Linked DNA regions of Homo sapiens: region 1 is linked to region 2. A link is a contact called in ENCODE Hi-C or POLR2A ChIA-PET data. All regions are on one chromosome and are shown on one strand. The core of a region is the stretch at or near the end of the contact, and the rest is flanking DNA. Distances in the headings are between cores, read along the strand shown. Region 1 has its middle 63 kb from the start of MIR4290. Region 2 has its middle 24 kb from the start of MIR4290.

Evidence for each region. Hi-C counts contacts between places; a loop is a spot of excess contacts on that map. ChIA-PET counts read pairs that join two places held with the same protein, here RNA polymerase II (POLR2A). Pooled maps may share reads with other maps.
Region 1: a map of naive thymus-derived CD4-positive, alpha-beta T cell shows a loop between it and region 2 (2.4-fold over the local background). The contact joins two enhancer-like sites. A Hi-C loop is called at or near these places in 2 of 168 maps with a recorded cell type or tissue (CD4-positive, alpha-beta T cell and naive thymus-derived CD4-positive, alpha-beta T cell) and 7 of 50 pooled maps. POLR2A ChIA-PET finds 5 or more read pairs at or near these places in 8 of 52 experiments (A673, BJ, OCI-LY7 and 4 more).

What each region holds. Positions count from the first base shown.
Region 1 is chr9:89,957,696-89,964,233 of GRCh38, forward strand. No RefSeq gene overlaps it. Among named protein-coding and RNA genes, the nearest start is that of MIR4290, 63 kb to the right of the region's middle. Within about 2 kb of position 4,605, at least 5 of the 41 ENCODE cell types and tissues checked have a DNase peak (open chromatin) inside an H3K27ac peak, as active enhancers do.
Region 2 is chr9:89,995,997-90,003,279 of GRCh38, forward strand. No RefSeq gene overlaps it. Among named protein-coding and RNA genes, the nearest start is that of MIR4290, 24 kb to the right of the region's middle. RefSeq lists enhancers at 3,479-3,648, 3,689-3,758, 3,769-3,818, 3,869-3,958. Within about 2 kb of position 3,860, at least 31 of the 41 ENCODE cell types and tissues checked have a DNase peak (open chromatin) inside an H3K27ac peak, as active enhancers do.

The DNA of each region.
Region 1 (6,538 bases), core at 3,355-5,854, 38 kb before region 2:
ACAGCTTCTCCTAAAGGCTGCCTCCATGGAGAAGAAGGTGACATTTTGTAGACACTTGGGGATGATTTCAGCTCTCGCTCACTACAGACCATCAATTTATCTTAAATGTGCTGACAGGTAGACACATATTCATGTTGCAGATGTTTGGAACAGGAGGTTGAAAAAGGTTGGTACATGCATTTGAGAAATACACATTGAATCTGCTTACTACATTGGGCCCTTTGCTTGGATTTGGGGTACAATGGTACAATGGTGACTTAGACAGGTCTGTCTTCAGGGAACACCCACCCACTGGAGGTGACAAATGCATTAACAGGCCATTATCAACAATGGGGTAACACCTTACAACAAACCCCACTTTGGAAGCCAAGCAGCCTTCCCGGAGGAGGTGGCATCTGGTTTAACTCTTACCATTGGTAAGAATTAGCTAGAGTCACGTGAACAGGGGCTCAGCTGAAGAGCAAAGAGGGTGTACCAGGCAGGGGAGCCCTGGATCAAAGGGACAGAGTCAGAACGAGATGCATGTGTTACTGGAAATTCGGGATGCTGGAACATCGCGTGCGAGCGTGTGTGTATGTGCGTGTGTGTGGCAGGGGAAGGGGGGCGAGTTCTGTGTTTATCCCAATTCCCAAAGAACTCATAGCTCTAAGGAGGCACGGTGATGCACAGGCTGCATCCCTGGGGAGGGCTAGGAGAGAACAGTTGTTCAAAGACATAAACGAAGAGCCCCCAGAGTCAGGTGAAGCCCTTCTGCTCCCCTGGATCTGGAAGCCTGCAGCTATTCCCACATCTGGATTGCAGGTTCACAAACATCTCCAAGTCCTGATGCCACCATCCCTTTAAAAGTTTATTATGAAAACAGAAAGAATAGAACCAACATGCCTATGCATACCACCTGGCTTCACATGAGTTCATATTTTGCCATATTTGTTTTCAGATGTTTTCCTTCCAAGAAATGAATCATGGCATGCAGAGCTGAATTTTTTTTTTTTTTTTTTTTTGAGACAGAGTCTCGCTGTGTCACCCAGGCTGGAGTGCAGTGGCATGATCTCGGCTCACTGCAACCTCTGCCTCCTGGGTTCCAGTGATTCTCCTGCCTCAGCCTCCCAGGTAGCTGGGATTACAGGCACACGCCAAACCACCTGGCTAATTTTTGTATTTTTAGTAGAAAGGGAATTTCACCATGTTGGCTAGGCTGTTCTCAAACTCCAGACCACAGGTGATCTGCCCCCCTCGGCCTCCCTAAGTGCTAGGATTACAGGTGAGGGCCACTGCACCCAGCCTGAAGTTCTTTTAATAAACTCCTGACAGACAACCTCATTTTCACTCCACTGGTACAACGTCCTTTTCCAACGGTTTAATATGTTTCCTACTTATAATGGAACTATAGCAAGTTATTAAAATGTCACAGAAAATATAGTCCATAATAATTGCACGTTTTAAAAAGTTACAGAAATGGCATTAACTGTAGGTATCATTCTTCCACTTGCTTTCTCCTCCGAGCACAATGTTTTAGAGACTTATCCATGCTGCTACACAATGATTTATTTTTACTGATGCAAATATTCTATCATACAAGTATAAAAGCTGTATTCATTGATTATTAATAGATGTTTAAATGTTTCAAAAATTCTTATTGTTAACAACAATGCTTGAATGAATCTCTTTAAAATGTGGGCATGCCGAGTGTGATGGCTTATGAATATAATTCCAGCACTTTGGTAGGTTGAGGTGGGAGGATCACTTGAACCCAGGAGGTTGAGGATGCAGTGAGCCATGGGGGTGCCGCATCTCACAAAAAAAAAACCATAAACATAAATAAAAAATAAAAATAAAATGTGAGGATGGGTGAGCAGTGACAGGTCTCACAGTCTGCCAGAGAGCGTGGAGAGCACTGGCCCAGTCCTACCCCACAGCGGCCGGGAGCCTTCTCTCTAGGGGCATGGCCAGGGCTGGGCGAGCCTGTTAAACATCTTTTCAAATATTTTATTGAACATGAAAGTTTTTTCTTTGACAAATTTCATGTTCATATCTTTTGCCCATTTTCCTATTCACTGTTCATATCTTTAATATGGGCTTGAGGGAATTATTTTTTATTTATTTATTTTTTTTGAGACGGAGTCTCGCTCTGTCGCCCAGGCTGGAGTGCAGTGGCGGGATCTCGGCTCACTGCAAGCTCCGCCTCCTGGGTTCACGCCATTCTTCTGCCTCAGCCTCCCAAGTAGCTGGGACTACAGGCGCCCGCCACTACGCCCGGCTAATTTTTGTATTTTTAGTAGAGACGGGGTTTCACTATGTTAGCCAAGATTGTCTCGATCTCCTGACCTTGTGATCTGCCCGCCTCGGCCTCCCAAAGTGCTGGGATTACAGGCGTGAGCCACCGCGCCCGGTCTTGAGGGAATTATTGATTAATTCTCTATATGACTGCTTTGTCCATGATCAATGTTGCAAATCTCTCTGGCCGTGGCTTATCTTTTACAAATGTATTACTTTATTTCTATTTACTTGTGTTCTGAATGTATAACACAGCCATGTGATTGGGAAATTAAAATGCTTTAGGGTTCACATCTGTCAGCTTCCAGCCTATCCCTCTATTTGTATGAACCGCAGAATATATGTCTTAAGTGACCTTTACTATCATCTCCATTTTATTTTATGGATGAGGACACCGACCTATGCAGGTGTGTCCTACCTATCTAGTGTGCACAGCTGAGTCGGGGTCTCTGTGCAGCCCCTGTGGCTCGCTGAGGTCACACTACACATAGCCCAAGGTTCTAGGATGTCCTGGGCTCCCACAAGCTGGGCTTCACCACCTGCTCCAGGTGACAATAGAAATTTCAGGTGGGTTGCATTGTTGGGACAACATATTTTTTTAATGTGGAAAATGAACTAAAGGGTAAAACAAAATTGGCTTGTCTCCAATTTGGAAGTGGGGTGAGGAGAGGCCCAAAGAAAACGGAAGAACAGAAACACCTTCCTACCAGTGTCCCTAGCTCTCCTTTAGCCTGTCTTCCTATGCAAACACCTAGAGACGCTGGACTAACAGTGGCCATATAGTTCAAATACAACCAGTTACTGGTTCTTTCTCCACAGCCAAACCTCAGAGCTAATTAAAGTTGTTGTGTGGGAATGTAAAAGTTTTTCATTTTGGCATTTATCTCAGGGTTCTTGGAAATTTCTCCAGAAAGGAAAAAAGGATCAAAACAAAAGAATTAACAGAAGGTGTATTGGTTTAAGTGCATTCTTAAAATGTGAATTTATAGGAGGAAGTTGAGATGTGGAATTTTCTCCAGTCCTTGAGCAGGTGAGCTGCTTCCTCAAGTGTTTCCTGACCCATCTCTTCCCTCCCTGGACCACAGACAGCCTCAGCTCCATTCTGTAGACACAGAACCTTTGGGAGGGCAGGGCCATTGCCCTTATGAGGCTTGCACATGGAGGTCCATAACCCATCTCCCTTCTTGAGGACCAAATTGCAGTTCTCCTGGTAACAGCCTTACTGTCTGTCTATGCTAAAAAAAGTCCACTGTTTGCCTAGGGATGGGGTGGAGATTGTAAGGGGTCAGTGTGGATGTCTAGAGTTGGGGTGGGGCCCACTTGGGTTCACAGTGGATTCCTGGAGACAGGAATGGAGGGCGTGACAGGAGAGAGGAGAGACTGTTCAGGATCCAGTAAACTCCTGGAGTTGGAACCTATACAGTCCGGGGTCACGGTGGATGCCTGGAGACTAGCTGGGTATGGTGCAGGTCATGTTGGTGCCACTGTGTGCCTCTCAGGGATCTCTGCATGGACAGGGCCAACATGAAGTAAACACTGGAAACCCTCTTCCCAGTGGGTGTAGACGTGAGGTTCCTTCTCTTTGGGTTGTCTGACATCCCTATGTTGCTGGATGCTCTGAGGCTTTGAAAAATAATGGGGGATTTATTTTGTGTTTTCCCCAACCTTGAGGCCAAGGCCCATGGAACCAATCTAGGGCAGAGACAGAACAGATCTTGTGGACCCAGGAGGCTCTGGACTCTTTCTCACCGAGGTGAAGAGAAGGAGAGGGGCAAGGGCCGTCTTCTAAGTGAGGAGATTTCATTTGGCGCATGTAGGTCAGCAGGGCCGTCTTCTGACTGAATCACAGCTTCCTGTGTCTTTGAAATAGGGTCTAGAAACGAGCTTGTCACATTTGCTTCTCCCTCAAATGCTCAAAGGTGCAGGGCTGCCCTAAAGGTCCAAAGGCTACTCCAAGGACAGCTTGTGGACTGGGCTCTGGGCTCCCAGGCCAGCGCATCTGGACTCAGGGCTGGACAGCAGTCATCCAACGCAGGTATGTGTGGTGTGTCCAACTCCAGGATCCCACTACCCATTTGAACACCGTGCTGTGGGCTTACTTTGTTTAGAGTTAAGTGAGCAAACCACAGTGAAAGTGAAAGTACTCCTTGGATAACATTCTAGATCTGACTTTTTCCCTTTTTTCAAAACAGGCAGCTAGATTGGAAATTATGCAGAATAAACCATAAGAAAAACATGTACAGAGCCAAGCAGCTGACTGGAAATAGGATTCCAGTCTCATCAGTAAGCACTTAATTGTGTGTCCACCGCTGCAGCTGTTGCTGGGAGTTTACTGGGAGGTCCTGTCTTCACAGATATCTGGAAGTGAAACTTGTCATCCATTTCTCCTAACTTCTTGCTGAAAACATTTACATCCTTAAGATGGGACATTCAGTGTTCCTGTTTGGATTTGGGGGTATGGAGGAGAGGTCTCCAGATTTCAGGGTCCCAGCTACATCATATCAGTGCCCAAGGCCATGTCCACACCATTGGGTGGATGTGACAGGCCAAGTCAAGGGGGACCAATGACACCAATTTTTAGTGTCACTACAGAGTTGATGGAGTGCTCCCAGGGAGCTTCTGCACTGACTTCAGCTTGTTGAAGGCAAGGTAAAGGCCTGAGAGGCTCGGGGTCTTGTCTGAGGTCTTCAGCTACATGTCACAAGGCTGTCCTGTGCTCCGGAGCTGCTAGCACTCACAAGACGAGGGTCTGCTGTGCCCTAGCTGGGGCCCCCTTAGTGGCTCAGGGTGGCTGCAGCTTCTATCGGGACCCCAGTGGGGCCTGGGGCTGAGTTTCTCAATCAATGTGTTGCCCAACAGGCCCCAGTGCTGCAGCAGGGCTACCCTCTGCCACTGTTCTCCTCCCTTTCACTGGTGGTGAAATGGTCACTGTGCTCCTTAAGAGTCCTAGGTTGCCTCTCTATCCTTGGAGTTCAAAGGGGCTTGAGAAACCATCCGGTACAACTTCTCATTTAACAAAAGGGTTGAAAGCATCATGGAACTCTGACTAAATTAGCCCTGGCAGCAGCTTGCCCATGGCTGCCTCCTTTCTTTTGTTGCATTTCTTTGTGTTGGTAGAGGGAAGAACAGGCACATGCAGGATAACTCCCTTGTCTTTCGTGGCATGGCTGTGCACCGTCACGTCATGCTCCTGCACCACGGCCACCTACACTGTGAATCTGATGTCCACACCAAGGGCCGATGATCATGTGGCGCTCATTTTCAGCGGTGAGCACAGGGGTGGCAGTGCCAGGGTCCCCAGGCCCAGCCACAGGGTAAGTGCTCGTTTCCAGGCACCCTCCCTTTCCTCCCTGGTCACTCCCTCTGCCTGGGAGCCCCTTTCCCTGGACTGCTGGTAATCCTACTCTTCGCCCTGAAGCCCCCCAGTCATGCTTATCTACAAACATAGCCACACACACAGCCACACACACACACACACACATGCATTCCACTTACATACCACATGCACCTGCATGTGCACACACGTGTACACATACACCACACATACCACATGCACACACACAGGAGCTTGCACACACTACACACATACCACACACCACATCTCCACACACACCCCACATGTATCCACAAACATATGCATACAACACACACTTACACACACATGCATACACACATAGCATTCTTATAGTCATAGATCAAACACAACTAGAGAACAATGAATGTGTGTGTATGTATATGTGCACATGTATGTGCCTTTTAATAATTTAAATTAATCACATTAATAGGTCTTAATCCTGTTACAAACTTTTGCATGTTAAAAAGTCAACTAATTAGCCCAAAGCTATGATTATTTTGCATAAATTTGGAAAGTAGTCATTTTTAGCTAGTTTGCTGACTGTTTTACAAAGTTTTATTTAATGTAAGTATCATAGGCTTACATGGTAAAAATTCAGAGAGTACAGAAGGAAATGAAGAAACATAGAAAAGTTTCTTTCGTGAACTTCCCTCCACTCTCAGCTCTAGTCCCTCCACTCAAAGGGAGACATTACTTAACAGCCTCCTATGTAAACCTCCAGAGAAATGTTGTACATATGCCCATGTGTGTCTATGCTGCAAAAATCCACACTCACTGAATGATTTTACACCATTATTCACAATGTTTAGCCACTTGCTTTTTTTACTTAATAATTTAGCTTTGAGTTTCATCTACATCCATAACATACGTATCAACCGAAGTGTTCAATAAATATGTTAATAAATAACT
Region 2 (7,283 bases), core at 2,610-5,109:
TCTTCCCCCTACTCCCGCCAACACCTTCTATTTAATCTTTCCCCCAGCTCTTCCTCCTTCTTGCACAACTGAGGTGCCTGTGAGGGGCTGGATGTGGGAGGTGGGTGACACCTCAAACAGTAATTTCCAGAAGCATTTTAGATGCAACCTCGGAGTCTTCAAAGGAGCACTGGGCAATTTTGCTTGGAGAGGGGGTGGAGGCGGGTAAAGGATCTCTGTATTTTCATCCCCTGGAACTGGCTGGAACTGGCTGGAACTGGCTGCCTGTTGGATGTCCCTGGAGGTGTGGCATCCTTTGCATGTCAACATCAGGATTTGGCTCTTGTCTCTGCCCCGGGCCTGACTCCCTGCTGCCAATGCCTGTGGTCTGGATGCACTTGCTGCGAATTGCCCAGGTGGCAGTGGTGGAGCAGAGTCTGCTGGGAGACACAGCAGGAAACATACAGCATCATGGGGTCCCAGGTGTGACGGCTGGGCATGGTGTATTTGTGAGAAGAGGCTCCAGACCTGGGGTCTGGGCTCTGGAGATGTGGGTGGGGCACAGGTGGCAGGAAAAGGATGGGTGAGCCCAGGTCCACCTGGCCTATGGAGGTCTTAACTTCCTAGACCTATCCAAACCTCTCTGTAGTGATAAATGCCATGGAAATGTTCTGGGGACTGCCGGGGAGTGGGATGGGAGGGTGGAGGGGGCTGTCTTCCACAGCCAAGAAGGAGACATAGTAGAGACCCTTGGATTCAGGCTTAAAGAATAACTAGGGGCATTGGCCTTCTTAGAGAGGACACAGGACTTTGTCTGACTTTGCACTTGTCTGGTGTCATTGCAAGTGGCAATTCTCAATTCTCAGTTCTCCAGTTATCCGGCGCCACCTGGGTGTCCAACAAGTTCATGCCATGAACACTGGAGGTGAAGGGCTCTGTCCTATGACTCTGCCCCACAGCAGACACCAGCCACAAGGCCCAAGGGTCATCCGGCTGTGAAATCAGGGGCTCCTATGACCTTCTCCCAGGCTTAATCCCTTGCTAGAATGAGTCACAGAATGCAGGGCAGCACTCTACTTACAATTATGGTTTTGTTATGAAAGATAAACTCAGGAGTGGCCAAATGCAAGAGAAGCATAGGAGAAGGTATTGGGGAAACAAGTGTGGAGTTTCCCTGTCCTCTCAGTGCACAGCTCCCCACTTCATGTGGATGCTTCTACCACCCTGGAAGCTCCCCAAACCCCTTTGTTTGGGGATTTTGTGGAGGTTCCATGATGTAGGTGTGATTGATACATCATTAGCCATTAGTGACTGACTCAGTCTCCAGCTGCTCCCCCCCTCTCTGGGTTGGGGATGAAGTGGCATCATGGTTGGTCTTTTTGGCCACTAGCCGCCATCCTGAAACTGTCTAGAGTTCAGCCACCCACCATCTCATTAGCACACAGAAAACAGCAAACTCCCAGGGTTCCAGGAGCTGTGTGCCAGTCTGGGATGAAAAGAGATCAGGAGGTAGATGGATGAACAGGGGCATTTTCCTGATCTATCCCCAGCACCAGGCAGAGCCCCCTTGTTGTCCTCAAAAAACAGGCTGTGAAGGCAGAGGCAAGGCTCCTCGTGGGGTTCCAGGTGTGGAGGTGCTGCAGACCACCTGCAATTCCAAGGGGGCAGATGCTGCCAGGGACATAGATCGCCCAAGAAAACCTTGGGCTACTGTTGCCTGACTGAAGGACCCTGGGTGTGAGCAGGGCTCTGCTCAGAGGGCCTTGAGCCCTCTCAGGCCATCCCTGACCACATTGCAGCCTCCACTAGCCCCGCATCAGGTTCTGGCCCTGCCCAGAGCCACCTCCCTGTGGTGGGGATGAGACATCCCAACTTCTCTCAGACCTGGGAGGCCACCCAAGGTCTCAGGTTGGGAAGGCCGCCTTAAAAGATGCTTGGCTTCCAGTTCTTAATCTTAGAGGATTTGGGGGAGGAACCAACAGTGTATTGTGTGTAGTGTGGTGTGTGTGTGTTGTGTGGTGCATGCATATAAGTGTGGCATGTAAGTATATGTGTGCTTGGTATATGCATATGGATGGATGTATATTGTGTTTATGTATGGGACACCTGGTTTGTAATATTTGTCATTGTCTGTGGTATAAATCCTCCCATGACAGCCAATGGAAAGCTAATGCCATGTCACCAAAAACAGAGTTGGAAAGGGTGTGCAGAGCCACTACCTTAAGTACGATGACGTACATATATCACCAGACAGATAAACAGACACGCAGCCTAGAGAACACTGATAATAACACAATGTGGGGGTTATTATCTTGAATTTTAATATAATTTATTTTATTGCAAATCTATTCATTTTAATTTTTAATAATGGCTGTGTGTAACAACTGGTCCCGAAATTCACAGACATTTGGCAATCGACCCCATCAAGGGGGTACGGGTTGGCCTAGACCACCCTGGATTCCTTCTCCGGCTGCGTTCTGTGGCCAATGTACTGAGCCCTGCCGGCCTCCTTCCTCAAGAAGCTGGAAATCTGGTAGGAGCTGGAGATGGTTTCACTGGGGTCCCCAGGCTCACCACCCATGGGGCTGCAGAGGGAGTGGTGGAGATACACATGGAGGCCTCCTGGCTCTGGGAGTAGCTTCACACTCATACTCGGGGAATTGTTCTAATGGCTCAGGCTTGAGGCACCACATGCAGTTTTTTTTTTTAAAGTATGGTATTAATTTATACTTGTCTGTTGTTTATCCAATAAATGGCGTTCCAAATAGCAGGGCACTAGCCTGAACGGGAGAGGAGTGTGGATTCTGTTCTAAGCATGTTACAGCATCTGCTTTCATACTCATGCATATGCACACATGCATATATGTATATCCATGTCTACCTCAGGCGTGGGCACTTGCTGACTTATCAGGCATAGCCAAAGATAAAAGGCAACACTATGCTCCATGGAGGATGAATCTCACTTGGGTAATAAAATGACAAAGAAAACTAGAGAACTAATGGCCATAAGACTCAGCCCAGCTGTGCCCCAGGAGGGAGGAGAGATTTGGGAGTGGGGTTCTGTAGGGGGGTGGGAAGGCTCTAGAGTGGGTGCTGGGGGTTACAAGCATTTTTGCCTTATAGGACTTCATTAAACTTCATGTTTGCTTTATGCAGCTTCCTGTACTTGTGGGACATTTACTGTTAAATATATACTTTCATATATATGTGCAGATATACCTCAATATATATGTATATATATGTCTGTATGTGTGTGTTGTATGTACACACACATACACAGAGACATTACAGACATGTACTCACTCTCTTTCACCTGAGTTGGCAGAAAGTTTTGTTGCTGGGCCCTGCTGAGATAACCGGTTTGCCCAGTGGCTTGCTGGCCTTGCCAGGCTGTGCTGAGCTGTTCTGCGATGGCTGGCAGGCGCTGCCTGGGCTAGAACTGGTAGTAGAGCTCCAGGTTTTAAATGGACCTAGGGGGATCAGCCCAGGGTTCCATGCAGGTTTAGCAGGTAGGGTGTAGCAGGCCACAGCTCTGAGAAGGCTCTGACCTGGCAAATGCTCACGGACTTGAGGCCTGCCCTGCCTGACAGCGGCTCTGATTTCCTGACCTGTGCACAGGAGCTGGCTGAGGGGCAGCCCCTGCAGGCTTAGAGTTTTCTGGTGAAAAGTGTTGTGGCAAAAGGAGCTTGAGCTGGTCCCCCAGTACCTCTGGGCCATGTGGGGCCTTCCCCCTCCCGAGGAGAGGGGCATGACTGAGATGTGCCCTCTGCCCCAGGGAGGCACACACCAGGGCAGGGCTAGGAGACACTCAGCCTCAGTAGCCACTTTCCAGTCAAGGGCCTGGGGTCACAGAAACCTCAGGGCTCCTTCCTGTAAGTCGGGGTGGTTCTCAGCAGCAAGCTTTCACTTTCCATGCCTGGCTGGGACAGCTGGGTATTGAGACTGAAGAGACAGCCCACCTCTCCTTCTGCCCAGAAAGTGAAAATGCCTGAGAAGGCGCTGGGAGTGACTGGGGACAGCCAGATGAAGGTCCAGTTCTGGTGTCGGGTCCCTGAGGAGGGAGCTCTGTGGACTGGCTCCGTAGCACATGCTCCTGGGGCTTGCCTGGCACCGGTGCAGGGATCAAGGTCGGAGTCCACTGGCTGCTGGGAAGGCTGGCATTGGAGTTACACTAAGGCGCTGAGCAGCGTTAGGCACTCAAAATCTATTTTAAGCCTTGTGTAAACATGCATGAGGCGAAGTCTCCCTCTCCCTGCTGCTCCTGCAGAAAGAGCTGTCCTTTGCATTGCCAACTTCTCAGGGTTCTTGTGGAGGTTAAGCAAGTGCTGTTTTGATTTTTTTCTGGAGGTGAAGTGAATTATAGCCTTGTTGTTTTAATAAGTCACAATATTTACAAGTTCATTTCTTTGAACTGTGTGTGGGGGGTTATTTTGTCTGCAATTTTGAAGGTAAATAATTTTCTGCTGTTTCACTGTCGTTTCAGCCAGATATTTTTGTTTGGTTTGGTTTTCAAAAGGAGGAGAAGGGAACTAGCTTTTATGGAAGGTCTTTGCTCTGTCCTTACCAACGCGGGAGTTGTGCTTCCATTACCTTCTTTAATCATTTTCATAAGGATTTTTGTACAAATGATGAGGAATGACGGGTGGTTTTAAATTTGTTTTTCAGAAAGAAGTAATGCATGACTCTGATTTGCGGCTGCAGGATAAATCCGAACTATTTCAGGGAGATGTCATGGAGAGCTCATCTCTCAGCATCAAAGTTGCCTCTCCTGACTTTTGAATTTTAAGTGTTCTGTGTGGAAGAAAAATGGAGACAACAAATTTCTATGCATGGATTCAAAGAATCCTCGTAATATACAGACTACATTCTCCCCAGCTTTTTATCTCTATATATTCTTTTTGTTGAGTTTCAACCACATAGGGTTGAAATTCACCTTCCCACATTACATTTTTCATCAATAGTTGAAGACCTATGTATGTAAATATCAGGAACTATCAGAACTCCCTGCAACAGGAAACCTGACCCCCAACTCCCCCGAAATGCATCATGATAAACAGTCACTTGCCAAAATAACAAATCAGCTTCCTGGAACATGCTTGCTCAAAACCAGGAGAGGAGCTTAGAGACGTCAGCTTGACTTCTGCCTCGTACGCAGGAAGGGTGACCTTCAAAGATCAAACATCGTCCCAAATCTCCCTTCATCTTGTAGTACTCCTGCTTGTCGTAGCTCCTGTTACCATCAGGTACTGGGCCAACCATCCGTCATGTCAGAAGAGAGTTGGGGACAATCCCTGGATTATTTCACCTTTGCCCTGCTGGTATAGACAATGTGTGTTATGGCTGGGTGACTTGCTGACTTTTACTCTGAGCAACAGCTTTGTCAGAGTAAACTAAAACAGAGACTTCAGAGCATAATAAAATATGACATTTTTTCTGTATAGAACTAAAGACACGGGGGAGAGAGAACAACTTAATTAAAAAGACAGTGCCCTTTCAGTGTCTTTTTTTTTTTTTTTTTTTTTTTTTTTTTGAGATGGAGTCTTGCTCCGTCGCCAGGCTGGAGTGCAGTGGCGTGATCTGGGCTCACTGCAACCTCCACCTCCCGAGTTCAAGTGATTCTCCTGCCTCAGCCTCCCAAGTAGCTGGGACTACAGGCACGTGCCACCACACCCAGCTAATTTTTTTTGTATTTTTAGTAGAGACAGGGTTTTACCGTGTTGGCCAGGATGGTCTCGATCTCTTGACTTTGTGATCTGCCCTTCTCTGCCTCCCAAAGTGCTGGGATTACAGGCGTGAGAGTTTGTATTAATAAAATAAGAGGAACAATACCAAGGAGAGTGCTTTGTAAGGATGTCAAGGCTGCCTGTTCCCTGCTCTACACAGCATGTCTCTGACAAAGCAGAGGCCACAGAAAGGGGCACCTGGTGGAGGGCCCAGGCAGCAGAGCACAGGCCCTGCAATTCTGGATGCTGGGGTGTCATTTCATGTTTTGAATTAGCTGTGAGCCTGGGGGCTGCCGCCGGGATCATTTCCAGCAGGGCGGTACCATTTAGTTCCTTCTGACAAAAGGGCCACTGCCCAAGATTTTCCGCGTCTGCATTCAAGTGGCAGATGAGACACGGATAATAATACACACTCCAAATCTTTTCAGGAATTCACAGTCTCTGTTTGCAATGTTATCCTGAATTTGATCACGACATGCACAGAACTGGTTTGAAAATTATTTTCCAGAAGCAATTCTTTAATAAAACTTTTTCATCTGAAAAGCAATCTAGCCAAAATGTCAACAGAGGTAGATAGGATAAAAAATAATTACTCTGGATCCCAAGCCAAGATGAACATACAAGTATTACCAAAGATTTGGGTGTGATATCGACCCCTTGCCCCTCTCCAGCCCCCTTGATCCTGGGATCCCTGCCTGTCTCTGTGCTTGCAGGCTTCTCCCCGGCAGGGACAGAGAATGTGAAGTGCCTAAATGCTTAGTGATTTCATTCCAGGGCACTTTCCTATCATCCTGGTTACTGATGCCAGAGGAAAGCAGGAAGGGTTGGGGGTTGGGTTTGCAGCATCTGATGGAGATTGTGGTTTGCAGATTGTGAATTGCTGTTTTGTTCTACAAAAATAATGAACATGGTAACCATAGAAACCTAGTAGAAAGGTGTCCAAGAGGCTAATCGACCCAGTCAAATGAGTGTTTCTCTATGATGACTTGTAGTGATCCTGTTAAATTGTGCAGGGTTTCTTTCTGGGGGGCAGCAGGAGCTGTGACAAAATGCATTTATTATGCCATCCTCACGTGTCAGACTGACAACGACTGCTGTGTTGTTGCTACGAGATGGCTGCATAACAGCACCCACAGCTGCAGGACCATTGCAACTGCTTACTTGCAACAGGTGCTGTGTTTTAGGCCCCAGACCCCAGAACTTGGATTGACAGAGGGGCCAGCTGCTTAATTTTTGGCTGGCTGTTTTTCATCTGTGGAGTGGTGCCCCTCTGAAGAGACCAGAGCATGTGAAACTCTATCCTCATGCAAAGAACACTGTCCTAATTTTTCTTTTGCTGGAGGCCGCAAGTGCCAGAGAGAAGGATAAGAAAGGCTTTGGGCCACTTGCCCCAGCTTGAAGGCCACGATGCCAAACCAACCCGGGCAGTGCCTGGAGTGTCAGGAATTTACAAGCAAAGAGTCCAAGTGCTGAGCACGTTTGACTAGTAAGGGTGTCTTTACCCCAGCTGGCAGAGTTTGGGTAAAAAAAAAAAAAAGAAACACAAAATGGCAAACAGCTCTTTGCTTTTTGGGCTTAACT